Linked DNA regions of Mus musculus: region 2 is linked to region 1. A link is a loop called in an ENCODE intact Hi-C map of the cell type or tissue named here. Cell type or tissue: heart. All regions are shown on one strand. Each heading gives the region's core, and the rest is flanking DNA. Links, peaks and the distances in the headings are about the cores only.

Region 1 (11,607 bases), core at 1,963-9,962:
TCATTTGATAGATTATATTTCCTGTCTACCCTCTTAATCTTTCTATTATTTTAATATTCTCCTTGAAGGAAAATGCTATTTTCGTATTCTCCTTGAAGGAAAAGTTATACTTATTGGAATCCATCTTTAACTTTTCTTTAAACCTAATATCATTATAATTAAAATACACTTGCTTTTATCTTAGCAAGAGTGACTCTAGAGGTGGTTAGGAATGTAAAATTGTCTCCCCACACACAAGAGCATTATCTCCGAGTTAACATTTCCAGAGAAAAAAAAAGCATGGAGTAGTTATAATGCGAGAAACAAGTTACACACAGAGCGCCTGAAAGACTTCAACAATTTTCTTCTTTGTATGGGCGAGCAGAGGACAGTAGTGTTTCATAAGCTCCTGGAGTCCATCTAGATAGTCGTTTGGGGAGCACTCTTTGCTTTTGAAATCACGGAGAGAGTAAAGCCGAGGCTCGGAACACACCCATGTCTGTTCCTTGTGTACTGAATTCAACACACCCAGATGCCTGTATTTGCTAGTGTGAGTCACCTGCTCAGGAGCTCTAATAGACTTGGAGCCTGCCTCGAGGCAGTGTGAGGTTTGCCATATCAGATATGCATTTGTAAAGAATGTAGAAACTACAGCAGCTTCTAACTGAATTTAAACTTCCCTCCCCAAGTAGAAGTTTCTACCTACCTACCCTCTGTCTCTGTCCAGTGGAATCTAAATGCCAGTGTTGTTGACCGACTTAATGCTAGTCTCATTTGCAAATGATAATGTTGTTCATATGTTTTATGAAGATAGTTTTTCCTTTTCTTTGGGCTAAAACAGCCTCCTTCAGATGCATAGTTAGTAAAACAGTATAAGAAAATGAATCTATGTCAACCAGGAGACTATCTAGAGAAATATACATACCATTTTGAAATAAAGGATATTTTCCTGTCATCTCCTCAGTCTAGCCATGTGGTGCTTAGCAAGTTGATCAGTCCTAAATATCCTATCTCCTCGAGTATGAGATGGGGCTAACTAAACTCCCTTCCCTAGAGTTGACAAGGATTGTTACTAATTATTAACAACAATTAATATTATTATGACTTTTCCTAAGTCATAGCAAACATGTGTTTCTTTCAGCGTCTAAACTAAGAATCAAGAAGGCTCATAGAAAATTCAGCTATCATAACACTACAAAAATTAGCAAATGAAGCCAAATGAGAGGATCAATTAAATATATCCTGACATCTCGGAATGATGAGCCAGCACTAACAAGATTAAAATTAATAGAGCAAATTAAAAAATCTGGTACTTGAATTATGGTCTGAAAAAAATTGCTATAAAAGGCTGGGATGAGTGGATTGGCTTAAGGAGGGGGTGTTCGTTGGGGTTCAGTGAAGTGCGCAGACTCCAGTTGAAACCAACTCTGAGATCTGTCTGTGTTCATTGAATGGTGTGCTTGCCAATTGAACAAAGTTCACCCTTACTGGGATTTTTCAGCAATATGTCAGAATCAAGTCATCTTTCCCCCTGTATTTTGAACTGGTCAGACCATGAATTACGTAATGCCCTGGATGTGAGCACCACCTTTGCAGGTTGACTCTTAAAATTCTGTTTTATTTGGGTTGGAACTGTACCTGTGAATCAAACCCAGGCTCTCATAGTCACAAGATCATACCTTACCCAAGAGCTCTAACCCCAGCCCTGACTCCTTAGTCTGCTCAGAGGAGACCAGTGACAACACGTGGTGAATGAATGACTGAAAAATCAATCCTAATAAAAGAAATTCAAGAATCTTGATATGCCTAAGGCAAAACCAAAACCAACCAACCAAACAAACAAACAAACAAACACATAAAGACTATGAGATCCCTTTCTTACCATCTTACGTGACAATAGCACAAACCTGGCAATGAACCTGGCAACATTTGGTTCTGCGAGGAATATCAGCTGTGTGGCTGTCAGATAGAGGTTGTGTGGGTTTTGTCGGCACGCAATGCCATTCTGACTCTGTAGGCCCTATCCTTGAGCAATTCTTGAGCCTTAACTTTTAATGGAAATGAACACATATGGAATATTACATAGGATTCATCAGGAATACCAGTATGGGCCTGGAGAGAAAGAGCACTATATAAGAGTGTGCCACTCAAGTTTGAGAGCCTGAGCCCAGTCCTTGGCATCCGTGTGACAACTCAGACACGTAATAGAGTTCTTGCCTAGTGTGCATAAGGCCCTGGATTGGGCTGATGGGAGGGTGCTGTCTTCCCCAAGTCATGTGAGCTGTGGTTTCCCTAGGGGAAGGCACTCAGACTGCTCCAGGGTTTATTTCTCTTTTCCTGTTCCATCTGCTTCCCTCTCTCCTTGAAGTTGGTGTTTTAGCAGAGCAGCCATGGAGAGAACAGAGAGAAAAGATAAAGTGCCTGAGATGGCCTTGTAATGACTGGATGTTTTCTCCCTAGCACTGTCTGCTTGGTATAAGTCAGCACTGGGATGACGGTATAGGGAAATGGGGAAAGGGCGGGGTCAGGAGTTATCCTAGTGTCGTTATTTTTTTATGATCTTGCTCATTTCTTTATTTTTGGTTTGGTTCTGTTTTGTTTTGCTTGTTCTCAGAAAGGGACTCACTGTGTAGCTTTGGCTGTCCTGAACTCAGTATGAAGACCAGACTGGCCTCAGGTTCACAGAGATCCACCTGTCTCTGCCTTCCAAGTGCTAGGATTAAAGGTGTGTGCCATCGTGTCCCACCATTTTCCTTATTTATAAACTTAATTTTTAGGTGGGGCATGCAGACATCCAGGTGGCACAAATGTTTAATAGTGATTGAGCCTTCTATCCTTTCTTCCATTCATCTTGGTTCTCTGAATTCCACAAATTTTATTTTTTAAATATTCATGGTTTTTCTTTTTTCCTATCCTGGGACAGGGGTATTTGATCATTTAGCAAACTTTCGATTTTTTTTTTCCATTTTGGTTTGGTATTGGTTTGGGGTTTTTTTGTCTGTTTGTTTGTTTGGTTGGTTGGTTGGTTTTTTATTGTTGTTTTTTTTTTTTAGGTTGTAACATCTAAACTGCATATGTCAAAATATAATAGTCTATTAATTAGTTCCATAGTCCCTTTCAAATCTTAATATTTTATTGTTCTTTACAGTGCATTTTCTTTTACTGTTTGAAACAGAAACACATCTGTACATAAGAAGGCCTCTTTCGCAATAGGCAGTTTTTCTGAGTAGAGTTAAATAAATTTAGTAAACAGTTCCGTGACACCCCCGCTCCAATAGTACAACATTGGACCCTATTGGCTGTTCACTTCTTACTGTGCTGTTCGTCTCCTCTGAAACATTTTAGTATTTACGAGACTGCAAACCCATTATTAAATCTCCCATACAATATAGTAAGCTAAACCGTTGTCAATGAAAATGGTGGTAAGTGCGCTTGTCTCGCACCTAACCAGACTTGCGGTATCAGACCTTCACCATAGCTTCTGTGGCTTTCCCTGTGCAGCGTGTCTGTGCCATCCGCTGGGAAGATAGTTGGGAAGAGACCCAGGTCTCTCCTAGGAGATGTGCGCTCAGCTGCCTTCCACGCTCAGTTTCCCCTGACTGTCTGCAAGCTTTGCATTCCCCCATGGGCTCAGCTGCAATTCGTTGCCCCTTTCTTCCTTGAATGGTTAGGATCCGGACAGAGGGCTGAATCAAACTCAGAGTCAGCCCCATGCCCTAAGGCTCAGCAGTGTAATGATCATTACATGGTATGAGGCTCTCTTAAAAATTACTGTTTGCCACTGTTATCTTTGCCTCTTGCCCTTCTCGGCTTTCATGGGCTTCCTACGTGTTCTGCCTCTCCCCTCCCCCCTTCTGTTTCTCTTCATCTGATCCCGATGAAAAGGTTAAGCCGTTATGGATGGAGAGATAGCTAAGAGCCCTCGCCCTGAAAGCATGAGGCTGTACGTTTGAGTCCCAGCGTCCACATAAAAAGGCCAACCGTGACCACACAGTCCTGTGGTTATGGGGAATGGTCGGAGAAGTGAGGATCGCTGATGAGTTTTCAGACTGTCAACCTAGCTCCAGGCTGAGATGCCATGTCAAGGGAATAAGGCAGAGAGTGATAAATCAGAGCACCTGATGCCCTCCCCTGGCCCTGCAGATATACGCACATGTGCATGCGCACACCCCTACGCACACATGCACATAAGCGCACATACACACACGCACACATACAAAGGTGGGCATATTTTTTTTAATTGTATTCAGGCTGCCTTCACGGTTCCACGCATTCTTCTCTTCTGAGAGTTGCCTTTCATGCAGTTAGCAGCGAATGGGGCCAGACTTGAGTTGTGTGTTCTTTGAATTATTACAGATGTCCCACCAACCAGCCAAGGGGTGGACCACAAGCAGGTCCAAAGAGAACTGGGGAATGTTGTCTTACATCTGCACAACCCGACCATCCTTTCTTCCTCCTCAGTCGAAGTGCACTGGACGGTGAGTTGTGCTAATGTTTGTAATCATTTTTAATAATCAGGGGATCTCTGTGAGATTATCATACATAAGGAGTTTACATAGGTGTTCTTCACTTCCACACCAATGTTAATTTTATTATGCAAACTTTGCTTAATCTAGCAACTGTACTTGATTACTAAACAAGCTAAAGAAGCCATACATATTATATATATTCAATATATATGTATGTATTATGTATATATATTAAATCATAAAGTGTTTGAATACAATGACATGTGACATGCACATTAGCACACATACTTTTTTTAAAACAGAAATACTCCCAGGTAGTGTCAAGTGGAGTTTTTACATAATTTTTATTAATTCTTTGATAATTTTAGATATATGTACAGTGTATTTTGGTCACATTTACCCCCTACCCCTTCTGCTAACACTTCCCAGATACACTCCCACCGTCCCATCCATTCCCAACTTCACAGTCTTGGGTTTTCAAAGCCTAAATGGAAGAAGAACACCTTCCGTAAGATGCCCATGTCACTTATATAATGTGCCAGCCATAATGAAGTCTCCTGTTTCTGTGCCTCCGAGTATGAAGACACAGAATGGTGACACCGTAGACGTTAATGGCACCTTAGAGCTATGCACTAGAAATCCGCACCAGAGGAGTCCCGTGGGGTTCTATGATATTTGTTAGGCTGTGTTTCTTTCTATTCCTTGCAGTGAGACAGTCCAAACAGTGGGACTAACTCCTTTTTTATTCGTCATTGTAATAGGTGGACCAACAATCTCAATATATTCAAGGCTATAAAATTCTCTACCGCCCATCTGGAGCCAGCCATGGTGAATCGGAGTGGTTAGTTTTTGAAGTGAGGACGCCAACGAAAAACAGCGTGGTGATCCCCGATCTCAGAAAAGGCGTCAACTACGAGATTAAGGCTCGCCCATTTTTTAATGAGTTTCAAGGAGCAGACAGTGAAATCAAATTTGCCAAAACCTTAGAAGAAGGCAAGTACGATGAAGTGGGCCTCCCTGCACACATGAAAAATGTTTCCTGGGCTTTTAAATTAATGGAAGTTGTTTGGCCATGAATGGTGACAGTCATCACTAACCCATGTAATATTAAAATGTTTTGGTATGGGAGTGTGTTTACTTACACCACGTAGAAGGACAAAATGCTCTGGTAAACGTAAGTGACTTGCTTTAGTCGTGCCTTGCAGAACGTGTGTGCGGAGATGTTAATGGCATTACTAAAATTCATATTCAGAGATAGAGTTGTTCCGGATTCGCTTGCTTTTTTTTATTCACTGGAGCTTATGTTAATGGTGTGGAGAGAATGTGAGTAATATCTGGGTTTGCCCGGACTTTCCAGAGGGTGCCTCATACTAGGAAATCCCTTAGTTCTTGGCAAACCAGGATTCCCCACCCTATAACCAAAAACTAAAAAACAGCATTCACGTAAGTATAGTTCCATGCCACGGAGCACTTTAAAACAAACCAACAAGCAAAGGGAAAGCAGACATTCCTCTTAATTGTAACTTACTCTATACATGATACGCTATAATTAGATGTAAAAAGATTACCATTCTTTTTCCTTAACTTTGTACAATTTAAGGAGAAAGTATGAGATACAGGCCAAACAGAACAGATGTTTTCTTAGGGGTGTTTTTAACTTTTTAAAAAAATTGTATTACTGGTGTGCATATGTGTGCATGTGTGCAGGTATAGGCACAGAGAGAATATTATTTTCCTTCCACCTTAGGATCCAGGGATATAAGTCACGTGGTCCAGCTTGCCAAGGCAACACATTGGCTTGCAGATCACCCCACTGCCCTGTGCTGAGCTGCTGTGTGCTCTGGTTGTAATTGGTCATGAGAAATTCACAGTATGAGTGATTTAGTGTGACTTGGAGAATTCTTGTAGTTTGGAGCCCTTTAGCATTGGGTGGTACCCATATTTAAAACATGCAACATCTGTATATTTACCCGTGTGCCTTAAAATACTGTGTGCTTTCTATGTGATACACACTCTTACAATCTACTTTTTATGACAATTTAATAGCACCAAGTGCCCCTCCCCGAAGTGTAACTGTATCCAAGAATGATGGAAATGGGACTGCAATCCTGGTCACTTGGCAACCGCCTCCTGAAGACACACAAAATGGAATGGTCCAAGAATATAAGGTAAGAAATAAGCTCAGTAAATTCATGGACAGGAAGCCCTCACCTCTCACAGAGGAGCCTGGATACATTGTCGATGGGTCTTTGTCGCCATCTGCTGGTCAAACTGCCGAATTTTACTTCCTAAATTCTATGCATACTGATTTTGGAGTAATTGTCTATACTAGAAAAACTATTTGGAAAGAAAAAATAAGTGCTCCGTTAATATTTGTTGGTATAATCACTTAGAAATAGAGATTTTAAATATTTATAATCTTTTTTCTCCCCAAATCGTGTCATAATTATATCACTCAGAGTTGAGTTAATCTAGGGAACATACGCATATGCTGTTTAACATTGAAAGAAAGAAAGAAAAAAAGAGAGAGAGAGGGAGGGAGGGAGGGAGGGAGGGAGGGAGGGAGGGAGAGAGAGAGAGAGAGAGAGAGAGAGAGAGAGAGAGAGAGAGAGAAAGAAAGATTTTCTTTTTTCTCTTGACATCTGTAAAATGTAGAACCTTGCAATTAGGTTGGAAAGTTGGTTTTTCTATAGGTGGATTTCTCTCTTCTGTGATGAGTTTTTAGACTCTAAACGAAATCAAATCTCAGAGATTTGTCTATAAATCTTGTTTGCTGTACATGTCTAATACGCGTGAGACATTCTCACGTGATTCTCTCCAGGGACTCTGGATTACTTGTCCTGTGAAGTAATAATATCACTGCTCGCGAATATGGATAGTTTTTGTGAGGACTCATTCTAAACAAAATAAAAAAGTCAGGCACTTCAGATTTACTAAAAGAGTGTAAGCTTAGCCTAGAAATGAATCTGTTGTAGCAAGGGATGAAATCTCTACTCTCGTGCAGTGGTGAACTACTAGTAGCTGACAGATTTAATTGCAATTGAAAATAAAGGTGTGCTTGTCAACAACATTCCTGAAACCAAACTTTAACTGTAACTTATAGTTTTATATATATATATATATATTCTAACTCAGGTTTTTAGATATATGTTATACATAAACATATTTTAAATATAATTTAATTAATATAATTAAATTCATATATTAATTTAATTTATATATAATTATATGTATATTACTTAATATTGCTTACTATCACTGTTATTACTTAGTACTTATCAATTCCTATGATGCCCTGCATGATTTTCTGCTTATTAGCTAGTACTGTGGCATAGGTTCGTATCTAAGGTGGATACATCTGGATATGCATCTGTGAATATGAACCTGTGCTTAGGAAGGTGGACACATTTGCTGTCTCCAGTGCGTGCATCACGGTGAATGAGGAAAAGTAAGAGGACAATCCCCAAGATTTCATTTTTCCCCTTCATCTTGCTGGCTTGAAACATAAATTTTTTGAATAACAACTTGGTAAAGCTGAACTGGTGAGACCTGCAATGCCTGCTCTTAGGAGGTAGGGACAAGCGGATCAGACACACACAAAGGATTTAGTGGAGCTGGAGAGATGGCTCCATCAGTAAAGTGCCTACATCATGAAAGAAAGACCTGAGTTTGTTCCCCCAGAAACCATTGGCAAAAGGGAAGAGTGTCCCATGCCTGTAAGCCCACCACTAGAGCTCCAGTTTTAGTAAGAAACACTGTACCACAAAGTGTGACAAAAAAGTCACAAATGTCAAACTCAGGCCTACACACACACACACCACAAGAAGCAAGCAAAGTATTTTTAAAGATCACTGTAAATACATTACAGTTGTCTTAAAGCATTTCAAATAGAATTTTGATTGTAACTGTGTCATTAAAAGATAAAAATGGCCATCCTTTTAAATGCTTTCTTGCGGCCTCTAAGGTTATTTCAGTACGAGTGTGTTACAGGACACTGTATTTCAGCCCCACGAAACAGACTGTTGTAAAAGAGTTTGTGAAAGAATCTAAAATGTGATGTTGTCTTGGCTCTCAAGGAAAATTGTGTAACGTAGACATTTTCCCCCCAAGAGTCAGAACTCATTTCTCTCCTCGAGAAATCTGAAAGGATGGATTTCACTTAACTTCATGGTCCATTTAAAATAATAAAATGCCTTTCAGAACCTGATTGACTGGTACAAAATCAGTTTGTGGCTTCGGTTCAGCTGTGTAATGTAATTGGTGGGAAAAAAAAATTCACAAAGGAGTCTATTTCCAATGGTCAGGTCTGGATAGAATGTCTCACCATTTGTGGGCATTGTGCGCTGAAACCGTATTGCGGTAATAGAACTTTCAAAGAAAAACGGTGAATGTTATTGGACAAGGGATGGAGGAGTCTGGCCTCTCAGACTGCTTGTGAGTGGCTTCTCATAACAGCTCAGCCTAGCTAATCCTTCCTACTGCTAGAGAGGAGGGTATTTCCTAGAACCCAGAGCGTTATTCACTATTCTAAATACGACTTCTTTGTAGGAGCAATAAAAATATCAGCATCCCCCATGTGTAGGTGATTCAGGGTTATCGCTCCATGATTAATCTTTTAATGAAACTTAAAGTGAGGCTTGGAGTGGTAGTCCAAACTTCCAATTTCCTAAGCAGATAGTTTCCTATCGGATAGCACTATCCAAGTTCAGAACTACACAGTCACCTTTTGATTATAAGACAATTCTAACACCAAGTGTATATATTGATAATCTTTTTAATCCCTTATGTGTTGTGAAGCAGAAATTGTTATTTTAAATTAGGTGGAAGCTCGGATTGCTCATATTGCTTATTGATCATAGTTCAGCATACCATACTCTAGATAAACCCTAGGGTGACCCTTACCCCTTGATACTATGTTATTTTCAGTATCAACCATATTTATACGGAGTATTGTAGATTATTATTGTGAGGTCTCCTGCCTTGTCAGACACTACCTCTTGGTTTTGATGCTTAAGTGATGTGTAACTGACACTTTAGATTAGTTGTGTCCCGGAGTATCAGGCTCTGAGCTGCCCCAGGTACCTTTGTTTTGCGACCCTGGTCACATGGAGTTGTGCTTGTAGTATAATTCTTAAGTGATGGCAGATATATTACTGTGCTTTGTGAATATATTATTACTCTTCCTGCAGAATCAATTTTTAATTTCTTCGTGAAAATTTCTCGAGGTTAAAAAAGTAAACAGAAGCCCAGTGTTCTGGGCTGATGAGGGCTGGTGACAGAAACAACCTTGTTCTAGCAAGGTGACCACTTTATATGAGAAAATATTTTTAAATAGTGTGCTTGTTTTATGTATTGACTAATATGTGTGCAGGTGCACACTGCGGCCAGGAAAAGGACATCAAATCCCTTAGAACTGGTTTTACAGATGTTTATGGGCTAAATTATATGGGCGTTTAGATCCAAATGACTGGTTCTCATGATTCCTAGAATTATGCTGTAAGCCTACTTAACTGTTGCAACACTTCTTCCAGGCCCTATGTGATAAATTCTTAAAGGATTATACCTAATATGGTGGTGGAGCACGCTCATAGAAGCAGGGGGAGGGGGTATAGGATGGGGGTTGTAGAGGGGAAACTGGGACGGGGGATAACATTTGAAATGTAAATAAATAAAATAACCAATAAAAAAAAGTACCTATAAAAACATGAGAGAACATAAGAGCTATTGCTGATATTCAACGTGACTAGAATAATCTCAGAATTAGGTCAAGGCAAATAACTTGTAAAGTTTCCTACATTGAATTCTCGATAGATCCGAATCCTGTGTAAGTCTGAAACTCAACTTTGATCTATGTTGAGCTTTGCAAATAACTTGGCTACGTTATCAGCTTGGCTTTTTAATTCTTCCTAGGTTTGGTGTCTCGGTAATGAAACGAAGTATCACATAAACAAGACAGTCGATGGCTCGACCTTCTCGGTGGTCATCCCCTCTCTGGTTCCTGGGATCCGATACAGTGTGGAGGTGGCAGCGAGCACTGGGGCGGGTCCCGGGGTGAAGAGCGAACCTCAGTTCATCCAGTTAGGTAAGCGTCACGTGATTTGTCATTTCCCCACTTGGTCTGCTCTGCTGTTTTCGTTTTGCATGCTTTTATTCTGAGTTGCCCAGTTATTGCTGTGGGTCCAGTAGAATCTGCAGTATGATGTGTGCAACGGGGCAATCTTTATTTAAAATAAAGAGAACTATAGGAATACGGCTGTGAATCACTTCCCAAGGGCAATCTGTTCTGAGAAATATATTGTTAGGTGCTTTTTGTCATTGTGTGGTCTTCACGGAGTGCAATTACGTAAACTAACACATCTATGACATCACTCGACAGTGCCATCCTATGGGAAGATTGCTCTGCACAGGGTCATCATTGACCAAGGTGTAGGTTGATGGTGTATGGCTAATGACTATAGATGACTCACAACTAAAACATCAAAGTGTACATTATTGCTACTTCAAATACACCACGATCAATATTTACTGTCACCCTAACTCTGTCTTTTGGAATGTTAACCTAATTAACAAATGCTAATAATTGAGCATCAAGGAAACATCTATGAAAAAGAAAGACACAGGCTTTCTACCATTGCATTTTAGAATTATTTTGGGAAGGAATCAAAGCCCTTCTTTGGAGCACGTAAGCCAGGTATTGGAAATTTACAGCAATGTGAAATCTCTATTTACATTTAAACTCTATTTAAAATTATAACTGGTGTTTATGACAAGAGGTAAATTCAGATCTTCATTTGAAATATTTATATACTAATAACTTAGAAGGTTAAATACAATGTTGTCCTAAGGAGAATTAGCTCAATGAAAAGGAAACTGTGGCACAGAAGCCTTCCTGACTGTCATTCCCTACAGAATATAGTTTATATGCAGACTATATAAATTTAAAGGTGATTAATAGTAAAGTATAAGACAACAAATACTACTGTTTCTAAAAGACAAGAGAAAATAGTTTTATATTTAAACAGTGACATATCTTTAAGGGTAATAACTAAGCAGTCAACTTTATATATTTACAATCAGAAATTAATTATGTAATACTTTATGTCACAGTTAGGTTGTGAACAAAGGATCAGATAATACAAGTCTACCTGCTTCACAGATA
Region 2 (11,607 bases), core at 1,567-9,566, 310 kb before region 1:
AGGCAACACAACTGTAATAGTTTCACAGCATGGTATCTCATTGGACTCCTCTTCCATAGGCCTTAGACAGCTTTGGGGAGAAGAGGCCATATTAGGGGTATCAATGGGGTTCTTTTCCACCTTTGAAAAGTTCCATCGAAAGTGTTGCATTTGCTATTCCCAGCTACTGGAATCTTTAAGACAAGTGGAAAGGAATGATGCCAAGAGTCTTCTCTTCCCAGGGCTTATCTGGTTTGGAGGACATACCTGTCATAAATGCTAGAGACATATCAAAACATTACAGTTGAAATATGCCCTACGTGAAATATGACCTAAGATTTCAACATACAAATAAATGTCAATTTGTTTACCATTTTATTAATAATACTTATGGCTCTACTCCGATATGGGGATATGGGACTATGTGTCCAAACTGGGAGGGGGGGATAGTCAAGCATGCATTTTAGATTAGTATTTTAGATACCAAACAGTGTATAGATAACCCAGCAATTTTGTGTAAAAAAAAAAAAAAAGCTAAATAAGCTGCTCTTTCCTTAGGGATGGTATCTTAGAGTAGTCAGCAGGGTCTTCCTGCAGAGATCTTGCCAGACTGCCTTACCAGATCTGCTGGAAGTTGTGGTGTGCATCCGGTGCTCCGTGATTGATGCTCAGGTGTCTTGCTAGGAAGAAAGAAAGGCAGATGCTCTGGTTTACAGTTTCCTCAGGACTCTGTTTCTCCTGGTCAGAATACTCCAGGATCCCCGGAGAGACTCTGGGAGTTTTGTTATTTCCTGAATTCCTGCAACTGCCCCCTCCTCTCCACCTCCAGGAAAGATAAAATCAAATCAGAGGAAGTGAGAAATCCCTGTAGCTTTGGCATCTTGCCTCTCAAAAGCCCCCCAACAATAAGACTGTTATCGGAATGCATTAATTTCAAGTTTCTTCAAACGTCTCAAAGAGGCTCTGCGAGATCCTGAGTTTCAGAAGCCTCACTGGGGGTCAAACCTCAGCAAATGGAACTTCACAGCACACTGCTCTCTCCCGCCCTTCCTTTCTGCCCCCTTTCCTCTCTCTCTCTCTCTCTCTCTCTCTCTCTCTCTCTCTCTCTCTCTCTCTCTCTCTTTTCCCCTCCAACTTTAAATCTAGCATACAATGTAATAGATTTCATTATGGCACTCCCCACAGACATTCTCACTGAAGTGATCAGAACTGGATTTTTGAATGTAAATGAAGACACGTTCTCACCTTGATTTTTTTGTCTCCTGGCCAATCTGGAATGCATTCCAGCTTTAATGACCATGGCCAAGTTGCAGGGGACCTGTGTTGAGTATGTTTCCTACTCACATGTAGATGATACACGTATACTCACTATTCTTCATAGAACACACTAAGAGCATTTTGGACAGTCTTTCAGGTACCTTAATGCTCAGTAACAAAGTCAGGATAGTGGCAAGTTGCTATGATAAATCCAACCCCGGAACTATTCAGAGCTATCAATTGACCCAATGGCTCTCTTCAGTTTTTACATTTTGGGGCAGAGTCCTCTCTAGAGCCAGTTTTATTCTTGCTGTAAGAAGAAGAGTCAGAGCTCTTTGGGCCCTGAGAATAGGCTTATATTTGCATCTTGCCTCGACAGCATCTTTAATTTGCATGTAGATGTTCACTCCGGGGTTGTTTGGATTCACCTGAGTGGGATGATGAGTGGGCAGGTCGAAGAAAGGAGTTAGAAACCTTTTCCATCACTCCACCTTCATGTGCACCTCTTATGGGTCCCTAATACCGTCTGCATACAAACTCTTAATTTAGATGTTCATTTTACTGTTATACTTGACAGAATACTCTTAGAAAACACTCTGGATGAGATTCTCTAATAGTTCTTTCCCGGTGGATACTTACTGTTGTCTCCCTAGATAATTTTATCGTTGAGGCTGGAACAAAGGAGTTTAATGGTGTAGTATACTGAAGCTGAGAAATAAAAGTTAGTATTGGTATACTTTCAATCCAATGGAAATGTGGTAGGTGTTGAAATACATTTAAAAAAAATGTTTATCTGTGGGGCTGGAGAGATGGCTCAGAGGTTAAGAGCACAGACTGTTTTTCCAGAGGTCCTGAGTTCAATTCCCAGCAACCACATGGTGGCTCACAACCATCTGTAGCAAGACCTGATTCCCTCTTCTGGTGTCTGAAGACAGTTATAGTGTACTTACATATAATAAATAAAATAAATCTTAAAAAAAGACACATTTTTAAAAAGGTTATTTGTATTTTGTGTGTATGCATGTGTTTGAGTTTGTGTGTGTGTATATATATATATATATATATGCACAGAACATGTATACAGGAACCTGTGGAGATCAGGCAAGGGCATCAGATGGCCTAGAACTGGAATTAGACAGCTGTCTGCCCATCACAGGCTGGAAACAGAACTAGGATCTTGCAAAAGCAGTAGGCACACTTTCCCATTGAGCCATAAGGTGAAATAGGGCTTGAAAGATCTCAGTGATATTGTGAAGACTGGGAGATACACTAGGGAAACAATGTAATAGGGACTCTTGCACAGAGTCTACTTTCTCATACTGGTGGCAGAACCTGTGTTTAGCATGCAGGAGCCCCTACCTCTCTGAACAGGAGGTCCAACACACACACACACACACACACACACACACACATGCACGCACACACTCACACATGCACACACACATACTCACACACACAAATAAAAGAAAATAAGAGGATATATCCTTCACTAGATGGAACTTCAAAATCTTCATTTAAAATCCCCTTGACTAACTTGGGGATTGGAGATTTTCGTTTTCTCCTCCCCTCCTTCATCATGCTAAGCTTATTTATGTTCTATTCCTGGGGTATCTTATCTTAAAAGTTCATTTTATTCCAAGGAAAATTTATTTTCTCTGTTTCTCACCAAACTATCTTTTCACAGATACCAAATCAATGTATGTCTCTTAACATTTACTGCACGTTTCTTGTTTTTACTGCTGAAAAGATTCTGGTTAGAATCTTTGACTTCTTATCTTTGGCTTGTTTACTGAGTTTTCAGTCAGCTTTCTCAGGATTAAATTGTGTTTCCTTTTCAAAGGTAAGGTGCTGTTAACCAGGTTGTCTTTTCACAGACAGTTGCTCTGAGTTCACGGGCCACAGAAGCCATGACCCAAATGAGCACATGGCTCTTTGAAACTTGCAGTTTAGGTAGGCAATGCAGGCAGTCAGTTAAGGGAAACCTGGAAAAGTCCAACCGTCTACACAAAATAAATTCAAACCCTCCTCACCTGCCGTCATGCCACCGGCCATAGTTGAAGGCAGTAAGTACTCATCTTGAAGTCATAGACCATAGCTTTGAAGAGAGTAACTTATTAATAAAAGCGATAGCTGTGTCAACAACTGCAATTTGTAGAGCCTTCCGCAGATATTATATGGTTTTCATCGTGTCATAGGCAATAATAACAAAAAAGAAAACAACGAATTTGTGAAAACTTGTCTGTCAAATATCCCAGGCATGTTTCATCTCGGGCCTAATTAGCTTACTCATGAAGTAGCCCCACAGGCCCCATTTTTTTTTTCTTCAGAAGAGAGAATAAAGTTAGTATGGCCACAGGTACCTGATACCCTCGGATTTGGGGTGGCCCAGTTTTTGAGATGCTAAGAGCCCATCACTGCAAACTTTAGATTAATGTATTACCACCCATCTGTTACTCTTCTTTAACTGTTGAGTCTCTAATATCTATAAGCTACCTAGACTCTCCTGTAAACATAATGAAGTCTCCAAGACCTAAGCCTTCACTCCTTTCTACAGGACCGCCAGCAAATTCAATAAAAAGAGAATATCCATCCACTACTATATTTTAGATAATTTACACTTTCCTAAAGCCTCTTTGCTGAGAAAGCAAATAAGTTTGTTTGTTTGTTTGTTTGCTCGTTTAAAGAGAATATGGGGGGTGGTGATAGTGGTAGTGAGTGAACTTCTTTGGAAGTTTACTGCAATTCCCTAAATCGGTAAAGAAGAGGTTAAGAGGGACCTGGAGGATTTTGAAGTCTTTGGTTTGGGAGGTTCCATTTGGAGAAAGGTGCAGGGGAGCCTGAGATGGAAAGGGACCCAAAACAAGTTCTTATTCGTTGAGATTTCTGCTTCTGAGTCGTTGAAATCTCACCTGAGGGCGCAGTTGGGCGCTCCAGGCATGTGGATGGAAATATTAACACGCAGAACTTGTCTGAGCAGCGCCAGTGAGGGCCTGGCAGGGATCGAGCGTCCCCTTTAAAGGTTCCCGAGCCGGGCTGGAGAGGGAGGAAACCCGGAGCAGCAGGGACTGAGGGGGAAACCCACGAGCTGTCGAGCCGAAAGGAGGCAGCGTGAGAGCAGAAACTTCAGACGCTGCAAGCTCCCAGCGGAGCTCGGGCGAGCCTCGGCAGCATCCTCTTCCTCCTGCTCGCTCTTTCCCACCAACCCGGGGCCGCCCGGAGCAGCCTCTCCGAAGCTTCCAGGAGCAAGGAGTAAGACTAGCCACCCCGGGAAGTTTGGGCTGCAGCTTGGTTCGGAGGTGCGTTACACGCGCCCCAGTAGAAGCAGGACCCGGGACGATGCTGGGTGCTGTGCCGGGCTGGGGGCGCCCGGAAGGCGCTCGTGCATCCGCGGTCCTGTTGCTGTCCCCGGTGCCCTCCGCATCCCGCGAGTGATGGGAACAAGGGCCCGCCCAGGCAGCCGCTGTCGCCGTACCGCCCCTTCGCTCCCTCCTGGTGCGCAGAGTCACCCAGGCGCACCCCGTGAACCTAGAGACTGTTCTCCCCAGCTGCCGCCGCTACCTTGACTGCAATCTCCGCCAGAGGGGGGTGGCCTGCTACTCTCTGGCTCTCCGGTAGACGGAGGAGCACTTTTTGGGGTGCATCTCTTCCTTTGCTCTCACACCCCAACTTTGCAATCGCCGCGCAGCGGCGCCAGGGCACACGCTGTGGAGGCGCACGCCGGGAGGCTCAGCAGGACTGTGGAGGCAGGAAACCGCACAACTGCTCCTCGGTTTAGGCTCTTTGTTGTTCGCCTTGGATGAGCCTTGGAAGTGGTTGAGCCTCTTCAGAAACCCGGAGCTAGGGAAGACAAACCTTGGGCTTTTTCTTTGCAAAGGGATTGACAAGCCTCCGGAAAGGTCGACGAGAAACTGCCCTGCAAACTCTTGGCGGATTGACTCACGTTGCTTATATTAAGCCTTTGTGTGTAGGGTGTATGGTGTGTGGCTTCCATAAATTTGGAGATCTCCGCTTCTGCTCCCTTCTCTTGGCATGAGACTGTATGCAGGACCTACCCGAGGACAATGATCGCGGAGCCTGCTCGCTTTTACCTCTTTGGATTAATATGTCTCTGTTCAGGTAACCTGCGCCCTCCTTCTTCACCCTTCATCTCTTTCGCTGGTCCCCACTCCACTCTTCAGAATCGGACCCTCAACCCTGAATTGACTCTTGGCGACCTCTCCCTTCTAAGGCCAGAGGGGCTCGACCCTTCCAGAACTTCTACAGGGAAAGGTTTCTAGTTTCGCGTTTGAGGTTGTCCCCTCTGGCCTATCACCCCAAACTCTCCTGAAACCATCCCAAACCTCTCGGTAGACCTCGGCCTTTCGCCAAGTTCAGGGCACGCCCAGCTCACTCTGGGCAAATGCCTGTCTAAGCACTTGGGTGGTAGAGGCAGCGGGTTGTTTTGGGCTCTTAGGATTAGGTCAAATGAGTATCCCCCATCTGAGGGATCCTTAGGGGGTGCTGGAGTGGAGGGGCAAGCGGCACGGAGTGGGGGTGGGGGGTGAGGGGGGCTTGTGATCCTCAATCCCCAGCAATCCAAAATCTGGTCCCGGTCCCCGTCCCGCCCCACCCCCCCACCCCCCGTTTCTGAGCTCAACGGGTTGTTAGAAGTTGTTTTATGTAACCAAAGTCTGTAATTAAATTTGATTCTGAAGAAACTTGAGGAAATAACTCCTTCTCGTGGTAGGATATAAACTAGCCACTGCCTGACTGGGTTTAGAAAGAAAACAGGCGCTTGCAAGTAAGTTGCCTGGTAGTCCTCATTGGCGAGACAGAGCAGAAGATTGCCCTTAGTGTTTGTAAGATGAATAGTTCTGCAGCTGCATATGAAGGGTTGGAAAGATGCAGTTTAAGAAACCTTCTGTCCCAAGAGAAGGAACCGAGCGGGGGCTGGCAAACAGTTTCCCTGTACCCTTTAAGAATCTTCAGCTATGGATGACTGAACCATAGACCCCAGTTCTGTTTCTTCCCTCTTGGTAGATTCTGGTTTCAATCATGGATCCTGTTTCAGTCCTACACACACACACACACACACACACACACACTGCACCTTGGGAAATTATAGCCACATACTAAGCCAGTTTCAAGTTGCATTAAGGCCTAAAAGTTAGAGTCACTTGATTTGCATAATTATGAAATAATTTTTTAAGCTAGTTTGAACATTTGTGGTCTATAGTGATTCTTTATGTTTAGATCAAAGGTTTTACTTAAGCCAAGAGGCTACAAAAAGAAAAAAGAAAAAGAAGAAAAGAAAAGAAAAGACCCACAAGAGCTAAATGATAGTAAATAAAAGCCTAAGAGAAGGTAAGCTCCCGAGAGAAGCTGTTTGGCTGAAAGTTAAAAGCCCCATTTGAACTAAGTTAAATAGGAAGTGTAGTAAGTTGTAACTCCTTTGAAGAACACAGAAATTGAAATTTCAGCCCTTGACGATCTGTCTCACTGTGGATGGATGAGAAGATTAAACTAACTCTTTTGGGGCCCTGTCCCCCACATCCAACTTCCCCTTTCTGTGTGGCAGCCTTTCTTCTCAGTTTGCATATCTAGATGATGGAACAGTTCCCCACCCTCTACTCTCAGCCATGGATGCAAATCAAAAAACCACGAAGATCTGCGAAGATCTGATCTATCTCGCTCCCTCGCTCTCTTTCCTCTGTCTCCCCTTAGTTTAATTTACAGCCTCAGATACCTTTGAGATTTTTTTGTTGGTTCCCCTTTCTCTGTGAAAGTTTGTTCACTGGTGTAAAGGGAGGTGTCATAGTGATGGATGGGTGGAGGGGCAGATTCCTGAAGATAGGGGGATTAATGGTCATTAGTCACTGTGGGAGCTGAGTTTGTGTATGTTGGGACATTTTATCATGGCTGTAGATTAAAGATAGGGTCACCCTAATAGGGTTTCACAGCAAGCTGGTCCCGTCAGCCTTCAAACCCCGTCTTCACTTGGGAAATATATGTGTGTGTGTGTGTGGGGGGGGGTGGGGGTGGAGGCGTGGAGTCTTCACTCATGTTTAATAATGTGGTCAATACTTAATGTCAGAGATCTGAACCTGAGTAGATAAGGGGTGTGTTTAGCATCTTACGGCTAACATGATTCCTGGGGTCTCCTTCACAAACTTTCAGTGGGAGCCGTTGGTTTTTGCAGCTCTCAGGTTGCTTTGCCAAGTCCTAGGCCAGAAGGGCCCATGTAGCTGTTACCTCCCCACTCCCGTTTAACCTGTAGCTTAAAAAAAAAAAAAAAAAAGATTTATTTATTTATTTATTTTGTCTATGAGTATATTCTGTCTTCAGACACACCAAAAGAGGGCATCAGATACCATTACAGATGGCTGTGAGCCACCATGTGGTTGCTGGGAATTGAACTCAGGTCCTCTGGAAGAGCAGTCAGTGCTCTTAACTGCTGAGCTGTCTCTTCTAGCCGTAACCAGCAACTTTTATATTTCCTGCCTACCTTTTACTCATGGATGCTATTTTAAGTCCAGATATGAGGCCAAACCATTGGACTTCTAGGGCGACCCCATGACTCTGGGCTGTTGTAAAACACCTCCATTGATTTGGAGAAAAAGAAGAAAAAATATAGCAAAGTTAGGTAAGTGACTCGTAACCTGGGTGTGGGCAAGACACCTGGTAAAGGAATGAATGAAGTTCTTGAAAGATTGTGTTTCGTGTTTTGCCTCCAGCCCTAGATCACAGTCTATCACTTGTTAATGGAGTGTATTTAAGAGAAATGTGGTGAGCTTAAATAAATCAAAGTGTACCAAGGGGATAAGGCGCCTTCGACAAGATTTAACCTGTAAAAGCATCTATTGATTGTCAGTTCTTTTTTTCTCCCCTTTTTGTTTTTAATACTGGCTGCCAATTTAACAAAGTCTACAGTTATCTTCAAAGAGACTATAAACTCCATTTTGGTGTTTTGATGGCGTATTGAGCATTAAGTACTAAGGTGGAGAGTGTTTGCTTTTCTAGCCTTAAAACAAAAAAAAAAAAAGAAAAGAAAAGAAAAAAACTTAGTGATCTAAAAACATGAGACTTTTCTTCTGTGAAGCTAAAATTTGGGGGTAAAGTGGGCATTTCTTTGGCAATTTGTTTTTAAGGTAAATTTATCTAAGCACTTGTTATATCCGTGTTCTTGTCTGTGGGTGTGAGGCGAGGAGCAGTAGCTACCCTAAGAGCAAAACAAAACTGTGAAGTCTCTCAGGAACGAGTCGCATGTTCTGTCACAGACATCTTCTTCTGAAGCCCTTGGCTCAAACTTTCTTTCAGTGAAGAAATGATTGAATTTCCTATCAAGCTTAGGGTGAGATCTGAATTTCAAGTGATGTGACAGTTGCCCACTGCTTTCTCCTTCCCTGGGAAGGTTATGTTTCTCTCCATATCATGTGGAACACAGTTCACTGTTTGAGACAGGTTCTCTCTTCCCTGTTCTATCTCCCCTTCCCCTTCCTACTCTCTCATTCTTCCCTCACTGCCCCTCCTTACATGAGTTTTGGTTACTTCAACCCATGGTGATTATTTTTTTAAAAAAATTTTAAGATATATCATTATTATGTGGGCCTCTGTTCCTCTGTTTGTGTGTGTGTGTGTGTGTGTGTGTGTGTGTGTGTGTGTGTGTGTGTGCGCGCGCGCGTGCGATAGATACTGTTCTCATGCATGTGCGAGATACTGTTCAGCTGTCATGGTGTGCACTTGGAAGTCAGGGGACAACTCTCTGGAGTTGGTTCTCCCCTGCTTTCCCTTTGATGCATCGTGTCCCTTGCTTCTCATGCATTGTGGTGTGCTGTACACTAACTGGCTGCAAGCATCTGTGGGAGCCTCCTGCCTCTGCCTCCCAAACTCACCATATGAGTCCTAGGATTACAGATGAACTACCAAATCCAACCTTTGTACATGGGTCCCGGGGGATGGGGGTGTCATCTTCCTGTTGTCGGGCTTAGCTTGCTGGCTCATATTATTATTTTTTAATTTTTAAACATACAAACCTAGCATTGGAATCCAACCTTATGTTGAAAATCCAACCTTATGGATTGTAGATATAAATACTTAAATAATTTTATGTCTTTGAAACATCTCTATTCCCCAGATAGGTTCTGTAACACATAAGATTTGTGGTTGAGCCGGTGTAAAAAGAGACCGTTTACCTGAAGATGTTTTTCTTACGTTTTACTATGACGAGTGAAATGCTCCCATGTCAAAGTGGTATAAAACGCTCCATTTCAGCTCCCAGTGACAGTTCTTTACTTATTTTGTAGAGTGAGCAGATTTCAGCTGTAACAATGTTTATAATGGAAAATAGCTGGGACTCAGGAACGGGGTTGGAAGGAAATTTAGGAAAACTTTATTTAATAAAGGTCCTAAGTGTCCGAGGCTTCGGATGTTAACTTCTGTGCTCATAAAAGATGCTAGCGCAAGATTTATGTCAATTTATGTCAATTTCCCACATTTATTTTCGTGTGTGATTGTGGCCTATGCTTGTGTATGTGTATTGTACACATGTTGTCTGGGGTGGGGGGACATCAAGTCACCTATTCCATTTCTTTCTGCCTTCTTCCTTTGAGGCAGGTTCTCTCATTGAATGTGGAGCGAGGTTGTCAGCCAGCAAACCCTGTGAGCCCTGTCTAGGCTACCCTCAGTGCTGGGGTTACAGGCCCTGCCTTGCATTTTGTGTGGGTGCTAGGGATTTGAGTTAAGTCCTTATGCCTACAAGCAAAAGCATGCCAGATCATGTTCTTAGACCTTAATTGCTTTAAAAAATTTTTTTCAGTTCTTATCACAGATGTAAACCACACTGGTAACTTGATTTTTTTTTTAAGTTGGGAATTATAAGGAAATCAAAGTTAGGCCTAAGGTAATTACATAATATGTAAATTTGGGGATAAGAAAAGGCAAAGAGAAAAGAAAATAGAAATCTAAGTTTAGAGAAATTTAGTAGAGGATGAGATCTGTAATTTTGAGTGGTTTTTTGTTGTTGTTGTTGTTGCTGTTGTTCTTTTGTTCTTTTGTTTTGTTTCTTTGCTTGTTTATTTTGTTTGCTTGATATGGGGTCTCATTGAGGAGCCCAAGTTAGCTGCAATTCACAGAGATCAAGTGCTAAGATTAAGGCCTGGGTCACAGTATCTGGCCCTTAAATAAGTCAGAAAAGTGTAAGGTGGGGACCAAGCTTAGTGGTAGGGTGAAGACCTATCTTGTGCAAGGCCTTGGGTCTAATCCCCAGCTACCATATATTAATCCAGACACACACCATTCTAAGTGGGTCCCATCTATGTTCCTTGACCACACCCAACCAGGGAATCAACGTGGGAGGAGTATGGATTTCTGAAAATCTGCTACCAGTGTTTGTGCCCTGTGTTTAGCAACAGTGTGAAGAATTAGATCTTTTTTTTTTTTTTTTTTTTTTTTTTACATTTTACGAAAGTAAAAGCAGTAGAAGCCCGTTCCCAGCTTTAATGCAGAGAAAGGCTTTCCTTCATCCTGCCTTTACTCATGCTTTGGAATCTTGACTGCTTCATATGTGCCAAGGCGCAAACACTGACGTTGTAGTTGTCTGGGGCAGCATACCTCTGCTTAGGGGAGGTGAGTAAAGTGACAGAAGGAAATGATTTTAAAATGAGATGGCGTTCAAATTCCAGGGTGAGTTGGGGAACATTGCGATGACTTCTAGGAGTGTCTGAATCACAGACTTTCACTTGCAACATTATGAGAACCCTACGGCAGAGGTGTTGTAGGTTAGATGTTTGTTTATCTGTACTTTATAGTTGCAGAAACATCATAGAGGAGTTGGGAAACACGGATGAAGCAGGGATTTGAACCAAGCTTGTTCCACATTCTTGATGAAGGTATATCGCCCAAGTCGAAAAAGAGAATGGAAGAATATAATTTAAAAAAAATTATGGCTCAATCACTTTTTACTTTATCCTGTGTGAGACTGTGGTTTGAACACTTAGGACTTTAAGAGGGGGGTGGGGGTGGGCGCTGTGTTTCCTGTCGTTAAGAAAATGGGTTTTCAACCTTTAGATCACCCAGAGAGAAAGTCCATTCTTCACATCTAACTAGATTGTATTCTGCTTTGACCCCATCTGGGCTGGAAGTGGGGGACTCGTCAAAACACGGTCCGCTGGAGACACAAATGCATGTAGATCCCAAGATGTGTTTGGGAAAATGAATGCTATTCTCTTTCACCCACACTTCAGGAGAGATTCCCCCCACCCCCACCCCCTCTGAATCTCAAGGCAAATAATTGGCACTTGTCAGGGAAGAGCCCGTGGAGAGACAATCATGTCCCCTGTGGTTGCTCTTATCCTCTGCGTGAGCCATGGGCTGGCAGTCATTTAGCAGTAGATG

Evidence for each region. A loop is a pair of places that touch in the nucleus more often than their neighbours do. Peaks named below come from ENCODE experiments on the same cell type or tissue, not always from the same donor. Only the 100,000 strongest peaks of a DNase experiment are listed, where the experiment ranks them.
Region 2: it touches region 1 in a loop (4-fold over the local background); 25 of 42 quality-filtered maps call a loop at or near these places.

The regions. Positions count from the first base shown.
Region 1 is chr16:72,973,351-72,984,957 of GRCm38, forward strand. Robo1 (roundabout guidance receptor 1) reads left to right here. Exons shown (of 29, transcript NM_019413.2): 13 at 4,336-4,457; 14 at 5,210-5,441; 15 at 6,495-6,616; 16 at 10,359-10,530. Among named protein-coding and RNA genes, the nearest start is that of Gm52247, 20 kb to the left of the region's middle. In heart, for the core only: a CTCF peak has its summit at 6,707 (motif pointing left); no DNase peak of the experiment used is centred there.
Region 2 is chr16:72,658,843-72,670,449 of GRCm38, forward strand. It overlaps Robo1 (roundabout guidance receptor 1), which reads left to right and starts at 4,307. Exons shown (of 29, transcript NM_019413.2): 1 at 4,307-5,352. The coding sequence starts at 5,298. Gm29908 (a long non-coding RNA gene) reads right to left here and starts at 4,224. Exons shown (of 3, transcript XR_384961.4): 1 at 4,146-4,224; 2 at 599-659. In heart, for the core only: a CTCF peak has its summit at 4,851 (motif pointing right); DNase peaks (open chromatin) are centred at 4,389 and 4,689; H3K4me3 peaks cover 3,529 bases; H3K27ac peaks cover 2,378 bases.